2 separate regions of the Homo sapiens genome follow, and region 2 is linked to region 1. A link is an interaction called in ENCODE POLR2A ChIA-PET data of the cell type or tissue named here. Cell type or tissue: OCI-LY7. All regions are shown on one strand. Each heading gives the region's core, and the rest is flanking DNA. Links, peaks and the distances in the headings are about the cores only.

Region 1 (5,534 bases), core at 583-4,582:
TGGCCTCAATGAGGCAGGGCTGGAGACCAAAGTGCAGGGAAGCCCTACTCTGCCCTGCTAGCCCCGCAGGTCAACTTGAACCACCTGAGTGCCTCTGGCCTCCCGGCTAGGGAGGAGACAGTCATCCACAGTCCAGCCCCCTGCCATGAGCTGCAGCCTCAGTCTGATCCACCCACCCACCTGGGACAGGGAGAGAGTGACAGAGGAGAAGGGAAATGCTTGCAGGTGAAAATCTGCCTGCTTTTCCTACAGCAATGACATATGGGCTTCGAGTAGTTTCTGTTTGCATCATCTCACAAGACTTGATTGTTAATTTTCCGGAGTTTTGCAGGCTGGCAGTTAAACAAAGACATCATGCAAAATTAAATTATGCAAACTTAAGAGTTAAACAAAGGCCAGGTGTGGTGGCTCACACCTGTAATCCCAGCACTTTGGGAGGCCAAGGTGGGCTGGTCACTTGAGCCCAGGAGTTTGAGACCAGACTGGGCAACATGGCAAAACCCTGTCTCTACAAAAAAGTACAAAAATTTTCCAGGAATGGTGGCATACACCTGTAGTCCTAGCTACTGAAGAGGCTGAGGCTGAAAGATCACTGGCCCTGGAGACTGAGGCTGCAGTGAGCCGTAATCATGCTACTGTACTCCAGCCTGGGCAACAGAGCAAGACCTTGTCTCAAAAAAAAAAAGGTCAAAATCACTAAAAAATAATCTCCGCCTTATTATTATTATTATTATTATTATTCAAACAGAGTATCATTCATGTTGCCCAGACTGGAGTGCACTGGCGCGATCTCGGCTCACTGCAACCTCCACCTCCTGGGTTCAAGCAATTCTCCTGCCTCAGCTTCCTGAGTAGCCGGGATTACGGGCACCCGCCACCACACCCCACTAGCTTTTGTACTTTTAGTAGAGATGGGATCTCACCATGTTGGCTGGGCTGGTCTCGAATTCCTGACCTCAGATGATCCGCCCGCCTCAGCCTCCCAAAGTGCTGGGATTACAGGCCTGAGCTACAGCGCCCAGCCTCTGCCTTATTATTTTATTGCAGTTTACAAAGATCTATATGCACTTGTTTCTTATCTCTAAATGGTGGAAATGCTCTAACATAGAGTGTTGCTGTGAGAGGAACTATAGTGATCAGCAGTGATTGCTGAAATCTGCACATGTTATAAGTCAAAGCTGTTTATCCTGAAGAGCTGGTTGTTAAATGTTCCCCAGCTCCTGCTGGTTTAGGGATAGGAGATTACTGATACCAGACACCCTTCAGGCACTCCTGCGGGGCGCAGGCTAGAAAACCAGCGGACTCCATCAAGAGTAAGACCGAGAAGGAACCTCTCTTTACCACCCAGCCTATCTCTCAACATGCCCTTGCCTGCACACACCTGGTGCAGACGCTTCCACCCTCTTTCGTCTGTTCAAAGGTAAGCCACATTCCTTTGCCCGGTGCTGCTGGTAAACCACGGAACCGCCAATCAGCTCCTTCAAGACTATTGTCTACACCCGCTCTCAGCTACATGTTAGCCCGTGTTCAGTCTGGAGGGGACAATGATCCCCAGCAAACTGCTTCTGAAGCTGGAGTTGACTGTTTCACAATATAAACACATGTATTTCACATTGATATGTGTCTTGGGGATCATTCTCGCCTGCTCCTGGAGTTCTTGCCAGCCTCTTAAATGGGAACTCCTACCCTTTTGGAAGCATTGAGAGAAGAGCTCTGAGCTTCTATCTGCCTCTGCCTTCTTCCGCCTTATGAGAGGAGAGGCACATCCAATGGGAGAGATTGAGAGAGGCCTTCTGGGGACAGCCTGCCTGATATGGTGCATTCTCCTCTGCCTCTGTCTCCCTGGATGAGGCCTGAGGCAGGGCCCGCTCCCACCCCAGCTATGTCCTGATCTCAGGGCTCAGCAGAGATGAGGTCAGCGCAGGCCCCTGTGGCTGGCTGGGTAGGTCCCTGCAGGTACTTCTCATGCTCTGGAAGAAACCCCAGATGGGCTCTTTCTCCAACTCAACTCTACAAGCAAAATGCTGGTATTTACTTCTTCATTTGATTTCAGGGGTTTATTTCTCAGTTGCTTCAGAGCTTGACATGGGGAAGATAGTAATGTTTAGCTCAGTGTATTTATATATTATGTGTATGTGCACACGCATAGTGCTCATAGTGTATTTAAGTGACTATGTTTGGAGCTTCTATCATTATTGCTTATTCCACAAATAGCACACAGAAACATTTTCCCTGATAGAGAAAAAAATCAGCACCTAGAAAGTTAAGACCATTTATTTAGTTAGTTCATAAACACTTAGACAGTGCTCGCTCGCTATGTGCCAGGAATTGTTCTAGGTGCTTTGCAGATAATAACTCATGTAATCCTCAGAACAATCTTTACATAGTAGATACAGCTATTCACCCCATTTTGCGGATGGGAAACTGAGAAACAGATTGGTGTGCAGGGTTACAGGGCCTGACTCAGACTGACTCAGACTTTCTGGCTCCATGGTTCAATTTTACTTTGCCAGTCATGGGGAATGAGCATACTCCAAAACCTAGGGACAGAGTATCCCTGGTGGACACTGCCAAGATGGAATTTTCTCTTGAGAAAAGACTAAAGCTAAACATGTTATTGTCTCCCCAAAGTCATTACCCAAGTGCCTCAGCCAGCCAGCCTGAAGGTAAGTGGAGATGATGGGAAGCCCCAGATTCTTTGTGGGGACCTCATTCCCCTTCTCAAAGCTACTGACAAGGACTTAGGTCAGAACGTTCCATAAGTCCCCATAGAAGCAAAGTGTACTTTTAAAGGTTGTAAATACATTTTATAAATGAGACACTATTTAAAGGCATTAAACAAGCAACAGACTTCATTTATTTAGTTATTTGGGGGTTTTCTAATCAAGATTCTCACTTGCACATCAGCCTAGACCACAGAGAATCAGTCCTGGCTTAAATCTAAAACTGAGATGGATGATGGGGCAAGAGGAGGAAGTCGATGCAGCAGCCAGGTGACGTTGGCAGCTTCCTCTTCCCCATCCTCGAGGGGACAGTGACTAAGAGAGTACCTGGACCAATGTTTGTGGGTGCTCATGGAAATTCCTTTGCATAAGCCAAACTCTTTCGGGTCTCATTGCCTTCTACTTTATCCTCCCAGATCTCACCTCTGCTTGCTTTGCCTTCTCAATAAAAAGCCTTAGGAACATCCCCAAAGGCCTCAGACATTAGAACTAATTACATCTGTCTTCAGGAGCCACTTTCTCCATGAGGGTGATCAAACCCAAACACAGAAGCACTGTGTTTTCTACCCGTGGGTCACAGCAGCCCAGGATTCATCTCTGCTCCATTAAAAGCATGATGCTATGATGAAAAATGCTCAAGGGATCATTCTTTTGTTTATTACCAGGTCCTCTGGAAAGTAAGGTCGGGGAGGAACTAATGAAAACTTTCTATAGAGAAGGGGAACAGTTGTGCTATTTTGGTTAAAAAAAAAATCTAATTGCAACTCTTAAAGATTTAGAAAATAATACTTTTTCAGTTTTTTTATTGCTATATATACAGTATTAAATCATTTTGACTTGTTTTGCTGTTTTCCATATTTGAAATATCTGGAATTGGGAAACCCTAAGACCCAAGATGAATCCTGGTCCGCCTAAGACTATGTAAACAGCCCATTATCTGCTTCCCCGATACCAAGTTTGTCATGAAATTGACAGCTTCCTGATAAGGGCTTTCTATTTCTATAACCAAGCAGCCCTTCGCTAGAATCTTCTGGGGTCAGGAGAAAGTTGAAGCCGCGTGCACTGATCAGTGCACGATTTTCCCAGTGAGTAGCTGTGTGCAAAGGGCAATGCTAATTGTCCCCTTGTTCTGGCGATGGACTTGGCTTCGGCAGGTTTGGGTTTATGATTAACTAGGCAGAAGGCTGATTGTGGTTGTCGATCCCTTCCCTGGAAGGTTGTTTGCATAGGTCTTATTCAGCTTTCTGGGGGGTGTGGGTGTGATCCTGTGTGAGGTGCAGAGGCTCAAGGGCTCAAGGAGGTTTGCCACATTTTCTTGCTGTGATTCCAGAATGCTTTGTCCGAATATAGATAATCATTGAATTATTTTAATTTTTTCAGCATTAGCATTTTCTATGAGGTTGTTGCTAACTTGCTCAGTGCACTGGCAGTATTATGCCAGGCCTCTTACAGACATAAAAGAAAGCTATGTATCTTTGTCTCCCAGCAGTTTGAGGACAGAAGACATATACCTGTGGAATAGGTGGGGAGAATCTTAAACTGCACAGGACTAAGCAGGGCATGCAGTAATACCATAGCCATTCAGACGACTGGAAGGCTAGAAGGTGTCTCGAGCCATTACAGAGGACTCAGGTCAACTTAGGATTTTGCTGTTAAAGGAGAACAGGGAAAGGTATCCAGGAGAAGAAAGCAGCACCTGCAAGGCAGGAAGTGCCAGGTGTGGTTGAGGACGATGAGTGGATCACTTCAAATGAAGGGGATGCAGTGTTAGAAGGTAATGATGGGATGGTTGACCAGTTCAGGTTAGCCCAGGCCAATCTAAGCCAGATGGTAAGACTTCCTCCTGAAGGCAGTAGAGACCTATGGAGACTTTTGAGCTGAAAGTGTGGTGAAATTATTCCCTGTTTCCCTTCAACCCCCAAAGAAAACCAAGCTGCCTTTGTTCGAACAACTAACGTTGGCTGAGGGTGCTTGGAGAGTCAGCCCCAAGCTAAGTCTTAGGCCTCCAAAAAGATTAAGATAATCCCTATTCCTGAGGGGTTCCTGATCTCATGCAGGTTCACTGCAGATCGTTGGGCAGGTTGGACACTGTACAAAGGCACCCCACTGAGGGGGACTGTGGGAGGTGAAATCCAGCCTTGGCTCTGCTTGCCAAATCAAGGGTCCCAGGGTGAGGTGTGACTGCGTAGAGGAAGGGGCACCTTTTTCAAACAAAAGGATCATCCACTCACCAAGCTGTGTTCCTGAGGGGCTGCGTATGTCCAGAGTGCCTTATTTAATTCCCCCAAGTTAAGTGATAATTCAAACGATATCAGATCACACTAAGAAATCAAATTACTTGGGCCTACAGAGGAAAGATTTCTTATGAAAGGTTTGTAAGATATATGCATTCGTCCGCTCAGGCTGCAAAGTACCACCGACTGGAGGACTCAAGCAACAGAAATTTATTTTCTCCCAATTCTGGAGACTGGAAGTCTGGGATCAAAGTGTTGGCAGGGTTGGTTCCTTCTGACAGCCATGAGGGAAGGATCTGTTCCAGGTTCACCTTTTGAGATACTAGGGGCTGGGCCTTGGAAATATGAATTTGGGGCCAGGCGCAGTGACTTATGCCTATAATCCCAGCACTTTGGGAGGCCGAGACAGGCAGATCACTTGAGGTGAGGAGTTTGAGACCAGTCTGGCCAACATGATGAAACCCTAAAAATACTAAAAATGCAAAAATTATCTGGACATGGTGGCATGTGCCTGTAGTCCCAGCTACTCCAGAGGCTGAGGCAGGAGAATGGCGTGAACCAGGGAGGTGGAGGTTGA
Region 2 (4,752 bases), core at 716-4,715, 140 kb after region 1:
TATTTTTAAGCTTTATACAGTTTCCACACTTAGATTGTGATTTCTAAAACAAAACGAAATTTGCAGTTGGCTGTGTCTATAGATTGGCCTCTTTTTCCACTCACTTTTCTAAAAGCAGTTTTTTTTGTTTGTTTTGTTTTTTAGTGGGGGTGGAAATGAGGAGAAGGAACGAAGGAACGTGGTGGCTTGCTTGACTCTTTTTTCCCTCCCTCCGTTTACTTAGATTTGGGTTTGGGAGACCATTTTACTTTTAAATCATTCTAACCCTTTGCCTAAATGGACTCAGCGATGACTCTTTAGGGCACCCGCATTGAGAGGGGACCCAACAGGGTTGGGCCATGGGGTCACTATCAGATAAAGAGCAGAGGCAAGACGGGCTGATAACCACCAAAGGCCATTAAAACCTGGCTGCCCCAATGCACTAGGGCTCTAAGAGATTTGTGGCTTCCTTTTGGGGGGGAAATCAGGGTCTCTTCTGAACTCCCTCCTCTGCCAGGGAACCCACACTCAAATATATTAAAAGACTAAATGATTAATAAATAATCTTCAGGAATTGGAGCAATTCAGAGTCTCAAGCCATTACATGAAAGTATTTATTTTCTTCTAAAAAATGAAAAATTATACATATTGCTTTTATGAGCTGTCAGAATTCTTTCTAGCAGAAACCATAATAACCATAGAGTTTCCTTTTTAAAATGACTTTTGGCAATTCACTTAAAAACAATTAATTTGTTTTATTGAGTGATAATCTATAGGCTACTAAAAATCCAAATACAGAGCTCTTGAAAAAAGTTCAAGCAGATCCCCTGAGAACATTTAGGGGAAAGGAAAGGATAGCAGAGAAATCAGACCATTTGATTATTGTCTGTCACCACCCCAATCCTCATAAAAAGAGGCTTCTTCCTGGAGGAGACCTGCTCACTGCATAACTAGAAGAGTAGACAAAATGTTCAGTGAGACAGTAAACGTGAAGGGATAAAATGTTAGGGATAAAAGCAAGCAAAACATCAAAACCTGCCTACATCCCGGGCTCATTTAGTGTGTGTCCCTGGCTTCACTCTATCTGCCCACCCAACCACCTCACAAGCAGCTTCAACAGAAATTATTACTTTAAAATTTGGATCTTAAATAAGCCGCAGGCAATCTCCCTAGGAAGTTAACCAGTAAATAATTATTATATTCCCTATGGTAAAGAGAAGCAAATGTGAAACAATGATAAGGCCTGATGATATTGATGAAAAGATCACTGAAGGCCTTCTTAGGAATCTCCTGAAGTTCTGTAGGTAAATCCTCTACGTCAATCTTCTGAACTAAAGAGAGATTTAAAATTATGAATTTTCTTTAAAATAGATTACAATAACCCTACTTGCTTATTTTGAGCCCCAACCTGTTCTCCCCCTACTCCTTCCCTCCCATGGAACACCTTTATTTTTTACAGTATGAGAGATACATGTTTTTTACTACTAAGAAAACCTTAAGTTTGCTGTGTGTTTTGCTGTACTTACAGAATTAGCCTAAAAAGCTGTTTTGATGACTTAGGATGTATTTGGTAATACCATGGTGTTATAGCTTGTTCAGGCCCTGGTACACCAGAGTCCAAAGACGTAAACGTGCCTTCAGCAGGGAAGTTCGGAGGTCTTGGATTCTGATGGTAATATTCTTTTCATAAAAAGGAAATAAGTAATATTTTTGTCGGCAAGATCACAGTCCCTAGCTATGCCTTAAATATCATCTCAGCTGAATTCTGTGTTCCACTCCACAGCCTTCTTTGCAACACTGGAAGGTTAACGGATTTGAAGTAAATGAATTGTAACTGTAATTTCAACCTAATTAGAATTGGTTTAAAATGCCAGTTTGGACCGTGAACAGGCTAGCCAAGAACAGTATTGGGAGGTCCATGTAATATAGAAGAGAGTTGATATTTGGCCCAACTTCCTGATACTTTAAAAACAGAGAAGTAAAACAAAATATGAGATATCTTTGGCCAGCAAGTCCCTTCTTGCCTGTTTGGTCTGTGTTAAAATGTAAATGTTTGTGTTTCCTTACCTATTGTTTATAGCTTTTCATTCCAGTTGTTTCTTTTTTCTGTTTGAAGTTAGATATTTTTACATTCTCTCCATATTGCCCATCAGTGACAAAACCTGTATCAAATTAGCACGCATGTTAGTTTTGAATTAAAAAGAAACTTTTTAAACCTGGCTTAAGTATGCTTGTTAACAATTGGACGATATACAGTATTAATGAATTGCCCTGGATTTACTAGTTCCCCTTTACCCACCCGCCTCCACCAAAAAAAAACCCTCAGAGATCAATACAAGGCCAAGTGAATGATATGTAGGTGCCCAAATATGGTTGATTCTGCTGCATTTAAAAAAAAAGAGGAGTGGGAGTTAAACTTCTAATTTTTTTCTTCTTAAGTTCCAACATCAACAGCCTTTTCTTATTTAGCCTCCATGATAATTTTATTCTATGTTTGTTTCGACTTGGCGAAGGTCTCCTGAATTTGCCAAATTACCAATGAGGATAGTATTGGAAAGATGAGAGAGGCACAGGCTTGGAGCACTGTGAGGGGAACAGCAGTAGGAGGCAGATAATTCAGAATACATTCCTGTAGTTATAAAAGAAGATTTATTTATTTTCACCTTTTTACAGATCCAGACCCAACAATGAGTTATTCAGTTTGAAACCCACGTAGTGGAGGCAGTCTCTGTATACCTGCTGAATGTTGAGTTACAATAGAGAAGCCTGGGTTACCACAGGGAGAGGAGGATGAGGAAGTAAAAATATGTGTTCAAAGAGGGCATTTCAACACTGTGAGCTAACTTTACAACGGGAAGTGAAAATCATGAAAAAAAGGGGAAAATTTGTTGTGAGAGACTAAAAAGAGCAAAATAAAGCAAGCCCATTTTTCGGGAATAGAAAAAAAAAAAAAACAGTAGCAATAACCAAATAACTGATCAGGGAGATTTATTTCCGTGATATCTTTTTAAAACAAAAAGGGAATTGTCGTATCACTGCTCTTAATTAAATGGCAACAAACACACTTATAATGGGAACTAAATAGCTAATTAGAGGGTGCTTGGGGAATAAATAGCAGAGTTTTAAAATCTCCTATATGGAAAACATGTCCAACAATTGGAATGAAAGGATTAAAAAGAGAGAAAAGGCCCAGACCTTGTTTGGCAGTGCAAGTTGGATAAAATAGAGGAAAATGCCTCCCTGCTTCTATGAGACTAGATTATCCTGGTGTAGTCTTGGGGTTGGAAGTATGTTCATCTCTCATAGTGAGTTAGTTCGTGTTCTGTGCCACAAGGACTGAAGCAGTTCTAATGAATAAAAACAATAGATAGTCATCTGGAGGCCACAGGGAAAGGGTGATGGCTAAGCAGATCATGAAAATGGGAATCTTGAGAAACATGACTTCGATATCATACAAGTGAGTCTATGGCAGCCTTTTTTACATATAGAAAAAGAGGCCTGAAAATATATACTACAAAAAATTATGTAGCAGTTATTAAGGTAAAAATTGGGAAGTAGGAGGCAGAGGAAGGAGTGATAACACTAGATTAAGGAATGCTTTACTGTTACCAATTCAAAAACAGCAACCAAAAATGATGATGTAATTGGAATGAGTAATATAAATGTCACTACTGACTTTACCGTAAAGAATGTCAGAAATGATCAGAATAAATACAGCTTGGGGCATTTCGATTTGAAGTTGTATGACTGCTTTGAAAAATAGAAACAAAGGAAATACAGCCAATAGTAAATGTCTAGACCAAGAAAATAGTTTCTAGAAGGCCTAAATGATAGCCAAGAAATTGATGCTATTGTACAAAGTATCTTTAGGTCATGCTTTTCAGAGTATTTTACTTTGGAATTCATTTTCTTAATTACCTGAGTATAAAAACATTTATCTACCAGTTTTCTCCAATAGCCCTGATAAGACTTCATACTTACTCAGTTACATTAAATAAATTCCTGGTCAAGATCAGCTGGGCTAGCAGAAAACCTCAGGCATCTGTGAGGACATGAGTTTACACACGCTGAGACTCACAGATACAAAAATGCAACCCAATTCCACCCCTGAATTGAGGGGAGTGCATAGAAGTGAATGTCCCGTCTTTCTGAGGTCTGTTGATTTTGTAATTAGTAAACGAAGGGTGCATTTCTGATTTTTTTTTCTTGTGTGCTAGAATTCATTGCTAGTAAAACTCAAGATAATAGCGATGAGTAGGAGGTATCAAAGATGAACTGTAGAGGGACAGTTTAAGTTACTTAAGAATCGTCAGCAAGATGAAATCTACTTTTAGCAGAAATTGGGTTTTTTTGTGTTTTTTTGTTTTGTTTTATTTTCTAAAAGTAAAGTCTGCACCTTGTTCAGCCTGTTAGTGGAGGTCTGAGCAAGTAAAAGATGGGTTGGATTATAAACTTACAAACACAGGATGTTCTGTTTCTCAAACGGGAGAAATTAAGAAGAGATGCTTGTATTCAGGAGACGGCATAGCTACTCAAAATCCTTGATATCTTGCTATGGTTAGTCTTGTTCCAACTGTGCTATGTGACCTACTATGGCTTTATGAGGTAAATTTAGTATATGTGTCACTATTTGAAAATTTACATATAGTTATACATAATGTATTAGGTTGGTGCAAATGTAACTGCAGTTTTTGGAGTTAAAAATTGCAAACACTGCAATTACTTTTGCACCAACCTAAAATATAATAAAAAAGTGTCTTCTCTTTATAACTT

What was found. ChIA-PET counts read pairs that join two places held together with the same protein. Peaks named below come from ENCODE experiments on the same cell type or tissue, not always from the same donor. Only the 100,000 strongest peaks of a DNase experiment are listed, where the experiment ranks them.
Region 2: POLR2A ChIA-PET joins it to region 1 with 6 read pairs; 12 of 35 experiments call an interaction of 5 or more read pairs at or near these places.

The regions. Positions count from the first base shown.
Region 1 is chr21:35,018,103-35,023,636 of GRCh38, reverse strand. All of the region lies in intron 2 of RUNX1 (RUNX family transcription factor 1), which reads left to right. Among named protein-coding and RNA genes, the nearest start is that of RUNX1-IT1, 19 kb to the left of the region's middle. In OCI-LY7, for the core only: no CTCF peak of the experiment used is centred there; DNase peaks (open chromatin) are centred at 3,006 and 4,486.
Region 2 is chr21:34,880,872-34,885,623 of GRCh38, reverse strand. The region is part of intron 4 of RUNX1 (RUNX family transcription factor 1); the gene reads left to right. It overlaps RUNX1-AS1 (RUNX1 antisense RNA 1), which reads right to left. Exons shown (of 2, transcript NR_186614.1): 2 at 572-2,141. Among named protein-coding and RNA genes, the nearest start is that of RUNX1-AS1, 47 kb to the right of the region's middle. RefSeq lists a silencer at 2,652-2,701. In OCI-LY7, for the core only: no CTCF peak of the experiment used is centred there; a DNase peak (open chromatin) is centred at 2,753.